3 separate regions of the Homo sapiens genome follow, and all the other regions are linked to region 3. A link is a loop called in an ENCODE intact Hi-C map of the cell type or tissue named here. Cell type or tissue: PC-9. All regions are shown on one strand. Links, peaks and the distances in the headings refer to the core of each region. The heading gives the core; the rest is flanking DNA.

Region 1 (6,964 bases), core at 1,175-6,174, 140 kb after region 3:
TTTGAGATGAGCCTGGCCAACATGGTGAAACCCTGTCTCTACTAAAAATAAAAAAATTAGCTGGGCATAGTGGCAGGCGCCTGTAATCCCAGCTACTTGGGAGGCTGAGGCAGCAGAATCGCTTGAACCTGGGAGGCAGATGTTGCAGTGAGCCGAGACCATGCCACTGCTCTCCAGCCCGGGCGACAGAGTGACACTCCGTCTTGGGGGGAAAAAAAAGAAAGAAAAAAAAAAAGAAAAGAAAAAAAGAAGCTTAGGTGTGGTGGTGCTTGCCCATAATCCCAGCTATTCAGGAGGCTGAGGCCGGAGGATCACTTGAGCCCAGGAGTTTGAGACCAGCCTGGGCAACATAATGAGACCCTAGCTCAAAAAAACAAAACAAAACAAAGCAAAACAAACAAACAAAACCCTGTCAGACTGACTTTCTACACCATTTTCTATTCCAATAGGCAATGCTTGAGAGTTTCCTTTGCTCCACATCCTTGCCAGCACTTGCCATTACCAGCCTTTTTTTTTAAAAGTCATTCTAATAGTTATTTTGTTGTTTTTAAATTTGCATTTTCCTGATGACTAATTATGTTGAGTATCTTTTCATGTGTTCTGTTAAATCTTTTGCCCGTTTTAAAAATCATGCTATTTTCTTGTTATTGAGTTTTGAGATAACTGAATATATATTCTGGATACAAGTCCTTTATCAAATACATACTTTGCAAATATTTTCTCTCAGTGTGTGGTTGCCTTCTCATTTTATAGCATCTTTCAAGGAGAATTTTAAATTTTGACTAAGTTCAATTTATCCATGTTTTCTTTTATGAATCATATCTTGTTTTAGTGACAAAATCTTATTTACCACAGTCACAGTGATTTTACATTGAGGTCTACAATCTATTTTTTTTTTTTTTTTTCACATATGGATGTCCTATTGTTCCAGCACCAGTTGTTAAATAGATACAGCAGAGATTTGCACTGAGGCTTTTTTGATTCTAGAGGCTAAGTTTGTTTTGTTTTGAGACAACGTTTCACTCTTGTCGCCCAGCTGGAGTGCAGTGTCGCAATCTTGGCTTACTGCAACCTCCGTCTCCTGGGTTCAAGAGATTCTCCTACCTCAGCCTCCCAAGTAGCTGGGACTACAGGCACGCACCACCACACCTGGCTAATTTTTGTATTTTTAGTAGAAACGGGGTTTCACCACGTTAGCCAGGCTGGTCTCAAACTCCTGATCTCCGGTGATCCACCCTCCTCGGCTTCCCAAAGCGCTGGGATTACAGGCCTGAGCCACCAGGCCCAGCCTAGAGGCTAAGTTTTACCATGTACTTCCTGTACTATGCTTGTTTATATTTTTAATTTTCTACTGGATTCTAAACTCTGCCAGACTTCCCTACATTCCCCCACATGGTGCCTTGAACATCATATGTCCTCACTGAATACTCCTAGGTTGACATTTAAATGGAAGATGGGATATTAATTACTCAAAACTCGCCAGTTTTTGTTCTCCTTTGCCCAAGAAATGAATGATACCCTTGTACATGGTGTGTATGTGTTTAGAGCTCTGACCCACCCAACATGCTGGCAAAGGTCACCTGTCAAATGTTTACAATTGACCTTCATACCCTAAGTCTTTTAATACAAGGAGAGAGGAACTAGCTTTTTTTTTTTTTTTTTAAAGCAACATGAGAAGGTAACATAAGCCTCCATCTACCAAGGATATGGGGACAATAGCCTTTCTTCTGACCTCATTCCTGCCTGTTGTACAAGCCAGGGCTGTCCTAAGGAATGATCATTTGCCAATCTGTTCTGACCAGTGGGCAGGGCCAGCTCAGAGACAATCTGGGGCCAGAACTAGTGGGTGGATATGGGTGGAGGTGGGAAATATGCCACACTAGTGTAACTGAGATTAACTGAGGTCTTGATTCTGATCCTAGAGTAAATAAGCTAGTGCAGGCAAGCCCTTCATGTGACCTTCAGCTCCATGGATTTATAAGCAAAGGCCTTTCTGTAACCCACAGAGGGCAAAGCCAGCAAACCACTGCTTAGCCTTTACCACTGAAAAGGCAGAAAGTCTTGCAAAGTCTATTTGAAAAGACGTTGTCTTTATACTCCATCACTCTTTCTGGATTATAATAACCTTCAGTTCTCACCGAATATTCTGTACTCTTTTTTCCCCCCAGGCAGCATAACTACAAGCACCAAGCCATTCCTGATGGGACCATTTAGAGAAAGAGAATCTTTTTTTTTTTTTTTTTTTGGAGACAGAGTCTTGCTCTGTCACCCAAATTGGAGTGCAATGGTGAAATCTTGGCTCACTGCAACCTCCACCTCCGGAGTTCAAGCGAGTCTCCTGCCTCAGCCTCCTGAGTAGCTGGGACTACAGGCGTGTGCCACCACCCCTGGCTAATTTTTGTATTCTTAGTAGAGATGGGGTTTTGCCACGTTGGTCAGGCTGGTCTCGAACTCCTGACCTCAGGTGATTCACCCACCTCGGCCTCCCAAAGTGCTGGGATTACAGGCATGAGCCACTGCGTCTGGCAGAGAAAGAGAATCTTATGGACTGACAAGGAACAATTCTATTTTCTAGACATGAGAAACTACATCACAAGACAGTAAAGCAGAAAATACTTTAAAAAGCTCCTAAGTTGCCAGGTGCGGTGGCTCACACCTGTAATCCCAGCACTTTGGGAGGCCGAGGTGGGTGGATCACCTGACGTCAGGAGTTCGAGACCAGCCTCACCAACGTGGTGAAACCCTATCTCTACTAAAAATACAAAAATTAGCCAGGCATGGTGGCGCATGCCTGTAATCCCAGCTACTTGGGAGGCTGAGGCAGGAGAATTGCTTGAACCTGGGAAGCGGAGGTTACAGTGAGCCAAGGCAGCGCCATTGCACTCCAGCCTGGGCAACCAGAGTGAAACTCCATCTCAAAAAAAAAAAAAAAGCTCCTAAGTTTTTGATGAACAACTGATATGATACCTGAAGAGTTCTTTGCCTGGGACCCATTACAGAGCAAGTTCTTTAAAATGCCGTATTGTTACCCATTATTATACATTTTTGGGGGGGGCGGATTTAATATCTTTTTAACTGTGGCAAAACACCATTATTAAATTTTGCCCAAGGTGCGATACATATATACACTTGGATGTGTGCATGCATACACACACGTACACAAACACATGTGAGACACCACAGAAGAAGTGAAAGAGGGACATGGAGGTTAGAAATCCAGAGAAAAAGATGGATCCAGAGATACCCAAGAAAGAGATCAAAAAGATAGTGAGGACACAGTGGCTGGTTATACTTCTTGCTTATCTCTATGGTAAACCTGTGAGTGTTCAGGCTGTCTCTCTTCCGTGTTTTCTGCCCTCATATTACCATAGATCTCCTGCTAGGATCATGGCGCCTCTTCAGTGCTTTGCACATCTTGACCATTCAGAGTCAGCTGAATTATTTCAGAAAAGAATTAAATAAAATATATTTGTCGTGCAAATATTACTGGAAAAGTCATCAAACCCTGAGCCAAGTGACCAATTAAGCAAAATTCTACTAAGTGATTTGCTTTCCACCAAAATAAAGCCAAGTTAAGTTGACTAAGAGGCTGAGCAGACATTTTAATAACCTAATTCAACAAGCAGCTGCCTAATTCAACAAGCAGCAGAAGGGAGATGACAGGTCATTCTGGTAGGGCTGGATTCTTAGGATCAGTCATACATCAACCTTTGAAGCCTGGGATCAGCAAGGGGTGGAATAACAATAAATACAATCAGATGCTTGGAGCCTTGGGGCAGCCACGGAACCTGTTTCATAAATATCTTGTTCCAGGAGGATGCTATTATTTAATGGGCTTGGCACCTCATTATACTGTAAGCTCTTTTAGGGTAGGGCTCCCAGCTTCCTCTCCAGTTGCCTATAAAGGTTGTGCTGGCCAGGTGCGGTGGCTCATGTCTGTAATTCCAGCACTTTGGGAGGCCGAGGCAGGCAGATCACGAGGTCAGGGGTTTGAGACCAGCCTGACCAACATGGCGAAACCCTGTCTCCACTAAAAATACAAAATTAGCCAGGCATGGTGGCACACACCTGTAATCCCAGCTACTCAGGAGGCTGAGGCAGGAGAATCGCTTGAACCTGGGAGGCGGAGGTTGCAGTGAGCCAAGATTGAGCCACTGCACTCCAGCCTGGATGACAGAGCGAGACTCTGTCTCAAAAAATAAGAAAGAAAAGAAAGAAAGAGACAGAGAGAGAGAAAGAAAGAAAGAAAGAAAGAAAGAAAGAAAGAAAGAAAGAAAGAAAGAAAGAAAGAAAGAAAGAAAGAAAAGAAAGAGAAAGGTAGGTTGTGCTGAGGATGTGACAAGCAGCCAGTTCTCTGGGTCACTCAAGGATGACTAAGAGGAACTGTCACCCTATATGTTTACAAATACCAAGGCCTGGTCATCTGACCCACCTCTGCTTGAGCACATTGCACAGAGTGAGTTCCTAGAGGTACATTCCCATTCCTGTGGCCAGGATGAAGCTCTCCCAATTCTTGAGTGCAGCTGGTTTCTGAGACACAGGGGTTCTGCATGGGCTGTTGGGTGATGTGTTCTACAGCCTCTTTCTCAGGGGGAAAGGAGGAATGAAGAAGAAAACCTGACCCTGTCTCAGCTCGGGAGAATCTTGTGTGTGTTTCTAGGGAGAGGAGACTGTGCGAATAGGAGGGAAAGACTGCTTCAATAAAACAAAAGAGGGGCTGTAAGTAGGAGTGTGGATGGATGCCTCCCCTACCACAGCAAGATTGAAGACTCCCTGGAGAAACTTAGTGTGGGTTGAAGTAGCAGCTGCTTTGAGAACACAAAATATTGGAAGCAGAAAGCAACCTCAGCAATAGAGGAAGTGGCAGTGGGTGAAGAGTCTTGCCAATCAACAAGAGTTTCCCTGGGACCCAGCTGAGGCCTGGAACCTTGGGGCTCAGAGGCCTGTGGCCCTGGCTGGAAGACTTGTGCTGGTTAATTTCCATCTTCCCCTCAGATCTATCTCTGCCATCTGTCCCTTTAGAGGCGGACATCTATAGATGGCATCCTGACTTCCTGGTTCTCTGGCTTCTTTTGGGTTGGGTCAATGGCAGAGAGAACAAGCGAGTGGAAAGAGAAAGAAGTAGGTAGGGTATTTATGTCTATTCTTACCTGTGCCCCCCACCTGCCAAAGTTTTAGCAGTTGCTACATCCCTCTAAGGCCAGGGATCAGTAGAGGTAACTCCTTCTTCCAGGGTTCTGTTTTCTTTTTTTAAAATTGTTTTAATTTTGAATTTTTATGGATACATAGTAGGTGTATATATTTATGGGGCACATGAGATATTTTGATACAAGCATATAATAATCACACCAGGATAAATGGGGCTCATCACCTCAAGCACTCATCATTTCTTTGTGCCATGGACATTCCCATTGTACTCCCTGAGTTATTCTAAAACATAAACGTTCTGGTACCTGATTTAACAACCGTTTCCTCGAATTTCTCCTTCAGACTTAAGCATAGGAAAGGCTTTCTGATGTTGCTAGTTTCTGGTGCGTCACTATCTTTGGTTGTTCTTTAATCCTGCCCACAGCTCTGTTAAATAGTCCCCTTATTTGACTCTTGTCAAACTCACTGGGTCTGCCAGTTGTTTAAATGCTGAATCCTGACTGAAAGAGAGATCATTTTCTTTTCTTTCTTTCTTTCTTTTTTTTTTTTTTTTTTTTTGAGTCAGAGTCTCGCTCTGTCGCCCAGGCTGGAGTGCAATGGCACGATCTTTGGCTCACTGTAATCTCTGTTTCCTGGGTTCAAGCAATTCTCCTGCCTCAGCCTCTCGAGTAGCTGGGATTATAGGTGCCCGCCACCACATCCAGCTAATTTTTGTATTTTTAGTAGAGATGGGGTTTCACCGTATTGACCAGGCTGGTCTCTTGGCCAGGGTGATCTCGAACTCCTGACCTCATGATCCCCCCGCCTCGGTTTCCCGAAGTGCTGGGATTACAGGCGTGAGCCACTGCGCCTTGTCAAGAGATCAGTTTCAAGGTTTCCACAGAGCAAGAGCTTTGGTGAGCTTCTGATTGTAAACTCAGGAACAAATAGAACCTTTAACTCTCCTCAGGAACCCATGCAGCAGTAGACAAAAGACGCAAAGAACTTGAGGAAATGAGCCTCAGCCCAGGAATGTTAATGAGAAAGAAACTCTGGAACAATGACCAAAAGTGTATAAATAGGGGATAAACTGCTGAATACATTCTAAAGAAATGTGTATTCAGGAACTGAGTAGTATAGACTGTAGAAGTTATTTATTTATTGATTTATTTGAGACTGAGTCTCGCTCTATCGCCCAGGCTAGAGTGCAGTGGCACAATCTTGGCTCACTGCAACCTCCACCTCCTGGGTTCACGCGATTCTGGTGCCTCAGTCTCCCAAGTGGCTGGGATTACAGGCACCCGCCATCACCACGTCCAGCTAATTTTTGTATTTTTAATAGAGACGGGATTTTACCATGTCGGCCAGGCTGATCTCGAACTCCTGACCTCAAGTGATCCGCCTGCCTCGGCCTCCCAAAGTGTTGGGATTACAGGCGTGAGCCATGGCACCTGGCCAGAATGTAGAAGTTATTTTAATAAGCTTTTCTAGAAGTTGTAAAATTTTAATGCTAGGTCTTTAAAAAGTTCTTTTTCTTCTCTTTTTTTAAGGTGGAAGATTTGGTTATTTTTAATTTTAATTTTTATTTTATTTGAGATGGAGTCTCACTCTGTCGCCCATGCTGGAGTGCAGTGGCGTGGTCTCGGCTCACTGCAACCTCTGCCTCCCCGGTTCGAGCAAGTCTCTACCTCACCCTCCCTAGTAGCTAGGATTATAGGCGCCCACCACCATGCCCGGCTAATTTTTTTTTTCTTTTCTTTTTTTTTTTTTGAGACGGAGTCACTCTGTCGCCCAGGCTGGAGTGCAGTGGCGCGATCTTGGCTCACTGCAAGCTCTG
Region 2 (6,964 bases), core at 740-5,739, 250 kb after region 3:
GGCCATCATGCCCTCTGCTACCTGCACTTTCATATATGGTTCGTGCTTGTTGAAGCTGTGCTAGGTTGAATTGTTTCACTGGGTTGTATGCAAGGGGAGACCTAATCTACCAACTGTCCTGGACCAGCACATAGCCTTGAGACTTAAAGCTGCACTTGGAGGCAAGCTTCTGAATTTGAGCTCCCAGGGGTTACTATTATCCTCTTTGAGAGAAGCATGATCCAGTTATGTCTGACATGAAAGTGAACTTCTAAGTGACTCCAATATTCTGCAAGAGTGAAGACATTCAAGAACTCAGATGCACTAAGAGCAAAAAATGATGAGAGAACTCTTGATGGAAGAACCACTCTGATCCTCCTGGTGGAGAAGGCTGAGAGACAATGTCCAACATTCTGTAGGAAATCACCAGAGCCTTAGATTTCTCACTCCCAGCCCACTCATTAACCAGAGAGCACCAAGCCTGTTATTAAATCTCTATGTCTCACAATCTACACAGTTCAGATAACAACCTGCTGACCACAGGAGAGGTTGGGTGCATTAATTATGATAGAAAGCCACTGTGGAAATATACCAGGCCCTCCAAAATCCATTTCTGTTGGTTCACACAGGTTGAGTAGCCATTGGTTCATAGTAAATTGCAGTCCCTCCTGCCCTGGGCTGTGCCTGTCACTGGGTGTCTGTGCTGGCAGGTAATCTGTCCATGACACAGACTAAAAGGCGCGTAAGAGAGGCTAATGAGTTGCCACCAGCTCCCCGAGGCACCTTCTGGGGCTGCTGACTTAGCTCTCTCACGGGAAGCCACCACCCACCTGCCAGGGGAACTGGTGACACATGTAGTGGCAGTGCTGGAGCCGGGGTGAAAGAGAGTTTCAAAATGAGGGGAGAATTTTCAAAATGGCAGTTTGGACAACCATGATTTAACAAAACAAGAGGCTACCTTGAATTTGCATGGTAGCTGCTTATAAGTCCGATAGTTCTCTCATGTGACTATCTGATTTGGAAAACTCCTTGAGCAGTTCTGGGTGGACAGGACCAATGCCTACGTCTCAGTCCTTTGTGTATTTCCTGAGCATCGGCCTCTGCCCAGTCCCCATAGGTTTAGGACTCTGGAGCCAGTCAGAGCCTGCTGCTACATCAGCTCCCAGCTCCTTGGAGCACAGATGTTCCTCTCTGCCTGGAGGACATGCAGAAAAAACCTTTTTAATTTTTCTATAGTTTGTCAAAATGAACTCTTAATAAAAATAAAGACATTTAAAAAAACCTAAGTATTGTAAGAGCATAGAAATGATTGAGTTTCCAGAATACAATATATTGATGTGCTTGCTAAGTAAACGAGTGAAATAATTGGATAAACAAAAGTAAATGTATTAAATGTTTGAATATTGATCTAAAAATTGTGCTTTTTAGTTATGTTTAGAAATAATAATACATTTTTTTACCCTCCTTTCTCCAAAGACATCACACAGAATGGCTTACCAGCTCAGATATAGCATTATAATTTAAGACATCAGAGATACTGAACATTCTTTTTTTGTTTTGTTTTGAGACGGAGTCTCGCTCTGTCGCCCAGGCTGGAGTGCAGTGGCGCGATCTCGGCTCACTGCCAGCTCCGCCTCCTAGGTTCACGCCATTTTCCTGCCTCAGCCTCCCGAGTAGCTGGGACTACAGGAGCCCGCCCCACAACCGGCTAATTTTTAGTATTTTTAGTAGAGACGGGGTTTCACCGTGTTAACCAGGATGGTCTCGATCTCCTGACCTCGTGATCCTCCCGCCTTGGCCTCCCAAAGTGCTGGGATTACAGGCACGAGCCACCGCACCTGGACCTGAACATTCTTTAATGAATAGAAGTGACTACTTTAGAAACCAATGTTTCAGTATGCTCACAGAATAAACTTAGTGTCATAAAAGATGGTAGTATAGGTCATACTGCCAGGGAAAAGACAGATGAGTCACATCGTTGCCACGAAAAGATAATTTGTTATACCATCCAATCTAAAAATTACCTGTTTGCAACAGAATTTTCTATTTCCAATGAAGCTGAAATTTACATTAGAAAGGAGAAAACAAAATGAAATTTTATGCTATGAGACAGTGAAGGATAACTAAAAACAAAAAACCCACTGGAATGGGGGGTGGGGTCTGTGATCTTGTAGCCAGACTATGGGTTGTTTGGATAGAGGGACTTCAGTTTACTCCACTATAAAATGACATGATCATCTAGAATCACCAAAGTCAGGGAATCTCTGCATTCTTTGATGCATTCAAGACTGTACCAAGTCATCTAAAGTAAACTCAGCAGTTCTTGGTCACATAAAGGGAAAATGGCAGGTACGAATATGTTCAGTTCAGAAATCACAAAGGTTAGTCTTAGACATTAGAATCCTCCTTTATTACACCCTTCTGATCATGTTTATGTATACACACCTTAGAGAAAATCTTAAAAGAGGTACAGTTAAAGAAAACCAAAAGTAAAAATCCAACACAGAGTTCCAAGAAATGCTTCATTTATGTTAAAAATCTACCTTAGAATAATTCCTTTCCACTAGTGAACCATATTGCTTCCACAAAGTCATAAAGCCTTACATGCCCATAGCTGTTAGTATTCTTCATCAATAGAATTAGAAAAAGTTCCTGCCAAACAATTCATTCAAAGCCATTTATCACTAACAAAATTTGATATGTAGAAGGCACGTTTCACTTAAAGTAATAAGCAAGAGTACAATCCTTTGATTATAAATTCCCCTTTCATCTTATTTTATAAAAAGCCACAAGGAAAATGCCCAGCATGATGTCCTTGATATTTAAACACTTTATTCAACTTACCATTAGTTTGCTCCAAAACTCAGCTTCCCTTGTAAAATGCTCCATAGTGAAGGGATAAATTTCTTGTTCTGCCTTGTCAAATGTGTCACTTGTGCTGCTCAAGTGACTGAGCACAGGGAAGCAAACATTTTAGCCAAGCCACTTTCATAATATTGACTGTTGCATTCTCTCATAGCTGGGAGTCTTGGGAGAAATGGAATTTACATATGTGGAGGTAAGAAGGGTGTGGGCATTTCTCACAGTTATGATTCAAAATCGAGATATGTCTCATTCAAGAAGATAATAATATAAATCAAAGAAGAAAAGTATCCCCTAGCATTACTGCCACTTATGACAAGGCAACTGACACTGCCATGTGCACAGGCGCCACGCCTCAGTCATCATGCCAACAATAATCCTTCAGTGGGTGGTGACGTTTCCTTCTGGCATTTTTTTTTGACTCTAGTAATTATAAATCTCTCAGCTCACTTTAAGGTGTGTTCGGTACACAAGAATGGACACCTGGAATGCAAGTAGAAGTGCAAGCTCAGGAAGGCAACTTCTGGCAATCCTGCAGGCAAAATTAACCAAAGTTGGCTACCAAGTGATTCATGCTCCGTGCTACTTTGTTAGAACAGGTCAATTAGGATTTTAAACAGCCATATAAAAATATAGGTGCTTATAATATTCTCACTTTTTTCTGAAAAGAGGCAGGAGAAGATAGAACGTCCTCAAAATATCCTTGAGAGCTGGATCTGTGGTTATCATCTCAGGCACAACTCATCTTCATCCGTGCTGATTAATGATACTCAAAAGAAACATTCTTATAAACAGAGAAGTCTAACGCTCCTACCCACCATTCCTGCAAGTGGAACAAAAATGGAAAGGTAGAACCCAGATGAAGCCTGATGGGAGAGACCTGGAAGAATTCTGGTCCTTTCTTTCTGTGGACTTTACACTTTCAATGAACGTTTCTCGGACATTTGGATCCAATGAAATTGCGAAAGGTTATGAAGAAAAGAAAAACTCAAATGCAAAAACTGCTTTTACCCTTTAATAACCCTTCTCCTGAGTGTTCTAACCACATCTCCCTTCCTTTGCCAGTTCCTAAGTCCACAGGCCTTACTGTGTACTGGCCCTTTGTAGCACAACATAACTGCGGTCAAATGCTGAGCTTTACCTCCAAAGCCTGGAGTGGAAAATCAGAAGCCAACATCATATTGTTCCAATGTGGAATTCACCACTTGGACAGTTTTTCTCCTGCAGGGAGAGTCCATCCCTCCCACATCTACACATGAGTAGGGCTTTCTAAAATGTTTAGTTTTATAAAATTTTACCCAGGAAAACAGTTATGTCTACTGCATTTTCTCTAGTCCCTGGCTATGTCAAATTAGTATTAGCTTTGCCAGATTAACTGCTTAAATGCACGAAAACAATTATTTACAAACCAAGAGACCCAGAAGAATGCAAACCTGGTCAAAAAACAGTAACTTTTCAAGAGGAAATATATGATTTTGCTGGGGAGATATCTAAAAGTCCTTGTTGACTTTCCTTCCTCAGGAGCCTGGGGAGGGCTACCCTTAGCTTAACCACTTCATTAACCTCTGGGCCTTCAGAACCTGTTGTACGAGTCCTGCCTCATAACCGAGTCCACCTCTGTGCTGGTGTCTGTGACTTGCTGAGTCACTTTTGCATACTCTGCAACTCTTCCAAATAGGTGAAACAACTATTTAGGTCTGGCAGGGAGTTTTCTTCTTTCCTATTGGTGAAATCTCATGTTCTATCTGGCTTAACATTCATTTCACTGAGTACAGGCACATGTACTTTTACAAAGATATACTTTTGAAAAGCTACAATACCTCCATGATTCTAAATTGAGTCATATTTTTGGAAAACTCAAGGACATCTTGATACTTAAAGGAATCCCTGGCATATCCACTTGTAAGCTTTTACAACTTTTGCAAAACCACTTGCCAAATGAGTGTTTTACAAGTGTGGGATTTTATAGACTGTGTTTTACTAAATTGAGGGACACCAGCTTAGCCCATGTGGCCTATGACGAACTCAGCTAAGGTCATTGGAGCACAAAAGTGGCTCTACAGGTAAATACTGATTCTTTTCCAGAGAGAGTTATTGAAGTTTTTTAGGCCAGGCACTGTGGCTCACGCTTGTAATCCCAGCACTTTGGGAGGCCGAGGCGGGTGGATCACTTGAGGTCAGGAGTTCGAAACCAGCCTGGCCAACATGGTGAAACCCCATCTCCACAAAAATACAAAAAAAAAAAAATAGCCAGGCATGGTGGCATCCGCCTGTACTCCCAGCTACTTGGGAGGCTGAGACAGGAGAATCGCTTGAACCCAGGAGACAGAGGTTGCTGTGAGCCAAGATAGTGCCATTTGCACTCCAGCCTGGGCAACAGAGCAAGACTTCATCTCAAAAAAAAAAAAAAAAAAAAGTCTTTTTGAGTATTAGTGACTTTTACTTGTGTGCAGACAATTTACAGGAAAAAGGATGCAAAATCAATTTACATTTTCTAACAAATTAAAATGATTTTAAGAGCAATCTGTAAAGGGTGAGTCAGTGGTGCCTTGAAAATGAACCTTTAACCTTCCTGCCCCTTTCTTACAAAACCAAGGCATTGAAAACCCAAAGTTTGGCTGGGTGTGGTGGCTCACATCTGTAATCCCAGCACTTTGGGAGGCCAAGTCGGGTGGATCAGAAGGTCAGGAGATTGAGACCATCTTGGTCAACACGGTGAAACCCCGTCTCTACTAAAATACAAAAAAAAATTAGCCGGGCGTGGCGGCCCATGCCTGTAGTCCCAACTACTTGGGAGGCTGAGGCAGGGGAATTGCTTGAACCAGGAGGCAGAGGCTGCAGTGAGCCGAGATCGTGCCATTGCACTCCAGCCTGGCAATAGAGTGAGACTCCGTCTCAAAAAAAAAAAAATAAAATAAAATAAAAAAAGAAACCCCAAGTTTCTTCTCTTTGCCCGATGTTGATTCAATTTCTTGAAGAGCAGGCTAGATGCTCCTGAGGAATGCAAAGTGCTATGTTTATCACTACCATACATATTAGCAACAGGGTTCGGAGGTTTTAATTTAGAGTTTTTCCCCCTTTTTCTCCTTCTGTGTATTTTTCTCCTTTTCCTATGTCTCTCCATGCCTCCGCGCCTTAGTATGGTAGAAAACAGACCTAGCGTGCAAGGCTTCCTGGTGTTTTCTAAAAGCCTGATTTCCAAAGGGGAGATGGAATTTGAGGAAAGAATGTCTCTGTGAAACAAGCCATGGTGGGTGTGGTGGTGCTTTCATGTAGGAAAACACTTCCCCTGGTCTAGGAGGAGGGCGAGGTGCAAAGGTCGTAGAGAAGCATGGCTCCCCGGCTTTCTTCTGGGAGGCAGAAGACCCTAGGAAGGAAGACTTAAGGGATGTCACAGGAAGAGAAGTGATGGGACTGGGATTCACAGCCTCCACAAAGATTCTCCTACTTGCAGAGGTCATGGAGGAAGCAGAGAGCTGCTGGGCATCAAAGGGGCCACTGTGGTCTGGGACAGTGGGGTGTGCTGGTGAGACCATAGTCAAGGTGGTTTGCCTTACTGGGTATTGTATAAGCTTCCTTAAATCTGGTGCAGCTCTGGGAAGGAAAGGAGAGCTCAGCAATGACAAAAATGAAGAACAGCTAGGGGCTCACAGTGGCTTTAAAACAAATATAAATGTTTGCGGACAAAGATTCATACCGGGTACTCATTCTGGTGCCAAACACTGGGGTGAGGCCAATTTTTTGCTCAGTTTTTTGAGGAGTAGGCAGGCAGAGTCATGTCCCTAGCATTATAACTAGAGAACCAGAGTGTCCTACCAGACAGTGCTGTGTGTAACTTTACCCCCAGACTCAAGGTCATCCAGAAGTCTTTGCGGAGTACCTTGACTCTACCACTGGGATCCAAGGTGTGGAGTTTACTGCTGTTGTTTCCTGACCCTGAAGAGTTAAGAGGCAGAGGATGAAACAACAGATTGTGAAATTTCTGAATTAGAAGAGATTATCACGTTAATTTTGATTTTGGCTTTTGAACTGTAAATGACAGACAGCACATCCTTACCAAATAAAATCCTATGGCAGAAAAAAAGATGCATTTAGTCCATATGTGGTGGCTCATGCCTGTAAT
Region 3 (6,964 bases), core at 1,055-6,054:
GGTGGGCAGAGCTGCACAGAGTGCACATAAAGGAGAAGAAACTCGAAACTTGGTGGCAAAGTCGCAGCCACCAAGGGAGATGAGAGAAGTGTGACCCGGGGAAAAGTCAGCAGGACCCAATGCAACAGGGACTCACGTGGGGAGAGGCCTCTGGTTAGGTTCCTATGAAGCCACTGACCTCTGAAATAACATTTCATCAGGGAATGAAGACAGGAGCCAGGCTTCATGGCAAAAGTTTAGCAACTAGGGAAAGAGAGAAAAAGAAACATAGTCTGGAAGAACGGCAAGAAGATTTTTCTAGAGTAAAGAAGACCTAAGCATGTTTGTGCATGCTCACTCACTCAATCGATTTATTCAACATTATGGAATATCTTCTGTGTGCCAGGAGAGAAGCAAAAGATCTAGGGCTCAAGGAGTTCAGGGTGGAAGGTGACAACGCACGCACGCACGCACACACACACATACACACACACACACACACACACACTCTCTCCACTGCAATAGAAGCAGGAGAGTCCAGGGGGTGTAGAGGCCAAGTACCAGGCCACTTCACCTCAAGTCTGTGGATTACGGGAGAATTCTGGGAGGGGCCAACCCCAGAGCTGAGGTTTTAAGATTGAATGGAGCTTGCCCAGGGAAAGGTCGGGGAGTGGGCAGCGGGGGGTAATGGTGAGAGTGGGAGACAGAGTATCCCGCTGAAGGAGCAGCATTTCCAAGGCTCAGCACGCCCTGGGAGAATAGGGCCTGTCTGAGAAACTGCAGCGGCTTTTGCTCTGCCTAGGGAGCACATAGCAAGGGCTAAGGTGGCCAGGTAGGTGGATGGCAGACCACAGAGGAAGAGGAGGACGAGGAGGAGGAGGAGGAAGAGGAGGAGGAGGATGAGGAGGAGGAGAAGGAGGAAGAGGAGAAGAGGAAGAAGAAGAGGAGGAAGAACAAGAGGAAGAAGAGGAGGAAAAGGAGGAGGAGGAGGAGAAGGAAGGGGAGGAGGATGACGACAAGATCAGATCAGTGGTGCAAGCAATCAAGAGAGCAGCAGATGATCCAAAGCAGGGAGTTGGAGGGACTGCAACAGGCATGTGTGTGCTGGGACTTCTTCCCTGCAGTCAGAGGAAAGAGGGTGAAGACAAAGATCTTTGAGAGGGAGAAAAGGAAAGCTGACATTATCAAAAGAGTAATCAGCTTGCCAGATAAAACATACCTGAGAGCGAAGCATTGTCCAAGGAGAGTAAGTGTCCGCAGAGAACATTTATAAACTATATTCGATCCTCTTTATTTCACCACAGAACACTGCTCTATTGGCCTTCTCTACTTTTATTTACCTTCCTTTTCCATCGTGCTATATATTTTTGGACTTTTTCACCATAAAATAGTTCAAGTGTAGCCACAGATAATGAAAAAAAGTGAAACTAAATCAGTGAATGTTCAACTCCAGTGAAAGACTTAGTAGAAAAGAAGTTATAAATATTGGCTTAGGTGAAGTTTTGAGATTTATTTTGGACCTTCCTGCCTCTACAGATAAATAACTGGGACCTAGCTTATATCTGGATGAGGGTAGAATTTGCTCCTATTTTCAAGGGAGCCCTGAAGTGTAGGTTTTACCTGCTGCTGTTTATTTGATGCTAACGAACACGATTTGCCACTAGCCTCTGTATTTGCATAAGCAATGCATTCTAAGGACTTTGGAATTACAGCTCTGTGGTTAGGGTTATGGGTTCTTAACTGGGATCAAATCTGTGTACTGCTTCTTAGTAAGTGTGTGGCCCTGGGCAACTTACCTCTGTCCTTTAGTTTTGCATTTGTAGATGGGAATCATACCATTTGTCATCTCGTAGGATTTTTGTATTAAGTGAGTCAATGTTAAGTGCTTAGCTCAGTTCCTGGCACATAATAAGAACTCAATAAGCATCACCTATTATTACCTGTCTATGCCTTTTCAATTTTTAGTCTATATAAACCACCCCATGAAGATTTCCTCCATAAACATATTACAAAATAGCCAGGTGGCCCTCCCTACAGTTGGCTTCCTTGAATGTAATGACACTAAAGAATCTTGACACACAGCTTGTCAGACATCTAGGTAATTTTCAGATTCCTTTGTTTACATGCATACAAATAAAAGTTAAACTTTTCATAGAAAATACTGCTAGTCTCCTACGCAATGTCTATTCACCCTCTTTCCTTAAGAAAAGAACCCTGGCCAGGCACGGTGGCTCACGCCTGTCATCCCAGCACTTTAGGAGGCCAAGGCGGGCGGATCATGAGGTCAGGAGATCAAGACCATCCTGGCTAACACGGTGAAACCCCGTCTCTACTAAAAATACAAAAAATTAGCTGGGCATGATGGCGGGCACCTGTAGTCCCAGCTACTGGGGAGGCTGAGGCAGGAGAATGGCGTGGACCTGGGAGGCGGAGCTTGCAGTGAGCCAAGATCGCGCCACTGCACTCCAGCCTGGGCGACAGAGTGAGGCTCCGTCTCAAAAAAAAAAAAAAAAAAAAAAAAAAAAAAAAAAAAAAGAACCCTATGTTGTTCAGGATAGCAATGTGCTCCGTTAAAAATGCTCACTTCTCTAAACTCCCTTATAGCTATGGTGGTCAAGTGACCCAATTCTGGGTCCCCTTTCTTTGCTTTATTTTTCTCCATACCATGACTTTAAATATGTAATTTTTGTTCTAGTATATGCCCCTGCCTTCAAACGTAAGCTCGTGACAGTTCTGTCCATCACTATATCCTGGGCCCCCTGAAGGGAGCCTTCTACAACCGGTAGTTGGTCAGCAAACAGCTGCTGCACGAGGAAATGAGTGGCACACACTGGAATGTGGTGGACAGGGTTTCTAGGAAAGCTCTGCAAAGCACAAGGTTTAGCCTTGGGACCTACTGCCTTCTTCCCTCTCTTCGCCCTGCTTTTTCTTCCCACCTAGAAGATGCAGCAGCCACTTTGAGGCTATGACGGGAAAGAAAAAGAAAGAAGAAAAAAGAAAGCAGTCCAGCCATCTGGGTTTCTGAAGGCCGACTTGAGTCATGGAGCCAGCCCTGGACCCATTCATGGAACTCAGATGTGTCTAAGGAATCACTATTTGTCAGGTTTTCTGCGACTCGTAGCTAAACTCATTTGTTGTAGTTATAAAGCTATTTCCCAGCCCTCTCAAGAAAAGCCTTACCCTCTAAATATTCTTAAAAGTGTCTGGTAATAGAAAATTAGTTAATTTCACCTGTTCAGCCAGTTGACACAAATCCGAGATTGAGCAATAAAGCAGGTATGTCAGAGGCATTTGAACCAGAGCGTCTCCACCTTGAACTGGGGCTGGGTAAAATAAGGCTGAGACCTGCTGGGCTGCATTCCCAGAAGGCTAGGCATTCTTAGTGACAGGATGAGACAGGAGGTTGGCAGGACTGGTGTCACAAGATACAGGTCAAAGATCCTGCCGATAAAACAGGATGCAGTAAAGAAGATTGCCAAAACCCACCAAATCCAAGATGGCGATGAAAGTGACCTCTGGTCATCCTCACTGCTCATTATATGTGAATTATAATGCAATAGCACACCAAAAGACACTCCTAGCAGCACCATGACAGTTTACAGGTGCCGTGGCAACATCTGGAAGTTACCCTATGTGGTCTAAAAAGGGAGGGATGCTCAGTTCTGGGAACTGCCTGCCCTTTCCCCAGAAAACTCATAAATAATTCACCCCTTGTTTAGCATATAATCAAAAATCAACTGTAAGTCTATTCAGTCGAGCAGCCCATGCCACTGCTCTGCCTATGGAGTAGCTATTCTTTGGTTTCTTTACTTCTCTGATAAACTTGCTTTCAGTTTACTCTATGGACTTGCCCTGAATTCTTTCTTGCATGAGGTCCAAGAACCCTCTCTTGGGGTCTAGATCAGGACCCCCTTCCAGTAACAGATAGTCTCATCAATAAGCGATGTAGATAGATATAAAGAGAAGAGGCTCAAATGAAATCTCCCTTGGCCTTCTTTATTAAACTTCCAGTGAAAGCATATGGAGAGACCAGATAGTGTAAGAAAATAAGGATGAATGGGGACCCCACCAAACTCATAATGGGGTAGGGAGGGTCTGTTCTTTCTTTCCACACACCTACTTACCTATCACCTACCTATCAACCCACCTCTTGTATATGCAGGTCAAGCACATCTAGAGGTCAGCAGCCCCACTTGGCAGGGGCATCCACAATAGATGCTGAGATGCCAGGTATGTCGGAAATCTCACTGCTTGTCTCTCTCCCTCCCCCTCTTCTGGTCAGAGCTAACTTCCTGTGACTTGAGACTTTAAACCCTGTTAAATGCTAAATACTACTGACAGAAGTGATGTTATTTTTTAGAAACAGACATTTGAAACATAATTAAGGCCAGATACCTCCCTTAGAATAGGTTTCAGCTGGGCAAGGAGGACAGAGGCGTGCACACAGGGGGTCCCTGAGACAAGCTGGGAGACTGGATCTGCGAGGCAGGAGTCGCAGGAGCAGTGCTCAGCTTCCACGCTGCCTCCTTCTTTGCATTTCTGCTTCTAAGGGTGGGCCCCTGCAGGTCTTGCCCACATGTGTTTTCTAAGTTCTCTTGTTTTTGGAATAAAAAGCAGAGAAAACTTCTGCCCACAGAACACCACTCTGACGCAGAATGATATTTTGGTTGGCAGAGACTTTTGCAGACACCAACCAGACACAGCCAACTGGTTCGCCAGGTCACCCTTTGAGGGTCCTGTACTCAACAGCAAGGCTCCCAGCAAGCATTTTGATGTAAGGGAATAGTGAGATTGTCTATTTGCATCTTCAAATACAATGTATAAATTATTCTATAGCGACAATGCATCAAACCTATTCAAATTATAATCTGACTTAGGATTTTCAGGGTGATACATCTTTAAAAGCAAATGAAATTTAAACACAAAACCTCTTGGGAGATTTTATACAAAATAATCATCAATGCAAGAATAAGTATCACCCTTCTGCAACCATCACAGTAACACTGATTCAGGCAAGAATCATGGAAAGAATCTAAAACCAACAGGTAAAAGTTTGATGAGAAACATAATAGTTTCACGGTCTCAGAGGATCACCTCACAATATATGTATATACATACATACATATATATAAAATATATATAAAAATATATAATATGTATTATATATAATATATATATTATATATATATTCACTACAAAGAAGAAATTGTAACTTCTCAGAGAAAACCTGGCAGATACCACCTTAAGTGAATGACCAAAATTAATATCACTAATAATGAAATAAACGGACATCACGGGCCCCCGATATAATGCACTGTGGCGCAAAAAAACACAAAAACAAATAAACCCTAAACAACAAATACTTCATCAAACAACTAGCTTACACTCTGAAAAAGGCTAAGAAACCCTTTCAGATTAAATGTGACAAAAGACGTGACACCAACATGCCGTGAGCCATTTTTTTTTTTTTTTTTTTTTTTCTAAAAAGTGCTGGATTGGAAAAACACTGCTAAAAGAGACATTATTGGGACAATTAGTAAAACAAATACAGCTGGCACGGTGGCTCATCCCTGTAATCCCAGCACTTTGGGAGGCTGAGGCGGGCAGATCATTTGAGGTCAGGAGTTCGAGAACAGTCTGCCCAACATGGTGAAACCCTGTCCCTACTAAAATACAAAAAATAGTAGCCGGGTATGGTGGCGGGTGCCTGTAATCTCAGCTACTCAAGAGGCTAAGGCAGGAGAATAGCTTGAACCCAAGAGGTGGAGGTTGCAGTGAGCCGAGATGACGCCACTGCACTCCAGCCTGGGCGACAGAGCGATACTCCCTCTCAAAAATAAATAAATAAATAAAAAAGAAAAGAAAAGAAAAAGAAAAACTTGAATAGAAACTATGTATTAGAAAAAGTTATTAAGTTTCCTGTATTTGGTCATTATACTATATTATTCTGTAACAGAATGTCATTGTCCTTAGGAAATATTTGCTTAAGCATTTAGGGGTGACAATCATGATGTCTACCATTTATTCTCAAACAGGCCAGCAGTAATAATAATTAATGGTGGTGTATGTGGGGGGCAGGGGGTGTGTGAGAGAGAGAGAGAGAAAGCTCAGGAGTGTGCAAATGTCAACAACTGGTGGCCCACGTGAAGATTACATGAACATTCACTGCACAATTCTCAATCCTTGAAACTTTACTGTAACTTTAAATTTATTTTAATATTTTTTTCTTTTGAGATGGGGTCTTGTTCTTTCACCCAAGCATGATCACAACTCACTGCAGCCTTAACTTCCTGGGCTCAGGGGACCCACCTGCCTCAGCCTCACGAGTAGCTGGGACTACAGGTGGGCACCACCACACCTGGCTAATTTTGGGGGGGCTGGGGGCGGGGGGCTGGTGCTGGATCAGACAGGGTCTTACTATGTTGCCCAGGCTGATCTCAAACTCCTTGCCTCAAGTGATCCTCCCACCTCAGCCTCCCAAAGTGCTGGAATTACAGGCCTGAGCCACTGCACCCAGCCATAAAAGTTTTCAAAAGAAAGTGTTTTTAAGTTAAAAGCAAAGGATAGCATAGTTTTCAAAAGCCATTAACAGAGAAATAAAGGACAAAATGTTTTTAAACTTTCAAATTGTTTAGAAACACATTAAGTTTGAACCACTTAAAATTACAGAGGCAAAATGACAATATTACAAATGGAGACAGTGGGCGTGTGTTTAAAATTTTTTGTTAACCTCAGAGGAGGCCATCAGTCTCTCTCAGCCACAAGAGCCATGCCACATTTTACTAAGTAAAGGATATAAACACGGAAAGAATGACTCTCCACAATTGAGGGGAAGAAGTACTACCCAGCCTAACTAAGGTTAGTACAAATTTGGTGAGTCACTTCCTCTTAGGAGGAAGAGCAAACATTTCTCGTTTCCTGAAGGATTCAGAGATTCTGAGGGAACACCTGAGCTCTCAGCCTGAATCATGGCACATAATAAACT

What was found. Peaks named below come from ENCODE experiments on the same cell type or tissue, not always from the same donor. Only the 100,000 strongest peaks of a DNase experiment are listed, where the experiment ranks them.
Region 1: it touches region 3 in a loop (18-fold over the local background); 2 of 110 quality-filtered maps call a loop at or near these places.
Region 2: it touches region 3 in a loop (11-fold over the local background); 7 of 110 quality-filtered maps call a loop at or near these places.

Annotation. Positions count from the first base shown.
Region 1 is chr6:148,304,366-148,311,329 of GRCh38, reverse strand. It overlaps a transcript of SASH1 not described here. Among named protein-coding and RNA genes, the nearest start is that of SASH1, 35 kb to the left of the region's middle. RefSeq lists a silencer at 3,583-3,877 and an enhancer at 3,427-4,113. In PC-9, for the core only: no CTCF peak of the experiment used is centred there; DNase peaks (open chromatin) are centred at 3,759 and 4,429; H3K27ac peaks cover 2,017 bases.
Region 2 is chr6:148,189,485-148,196,448 of GRCh38, reverse strand. It overlaps a transcript of SASH1 not described here. Among named protein-coding and RNA genes, the nearest start is that of SASH1, 150 kb to the left of the region's middle. In PC-9, for the core only: no CTCF peak of the experiment used is centred there; DNase peaks (open chromatin) are centred at 3,248, 3,938 and 4,478; H3K4me3 peaks cover 2,329 bases; H3K27ac peaks cover 4,075 bases.
Region 3 is chr6:148,441,639-148,448,602 of GRCh38, reverse strand. The region is part of intron 4 of SASH1 (SAM and SH3 domain containing 1); the gene reads right to left. Among named protein-coding and RNA genes, the nearest start is that of SASH1, 100 kb to the right of the region's middle. RefSeq lists enhancers at 2,405-2,905, 6,716-6,964. In PC-9, for the core only: no CTCF peak of the experiment used is centred there; DNase peaks (open chromatin) are centred at 2,802 and 3,332; H3K4me3 peaks cover 599 bases; H3K27ac peaks cover 3,205 bases.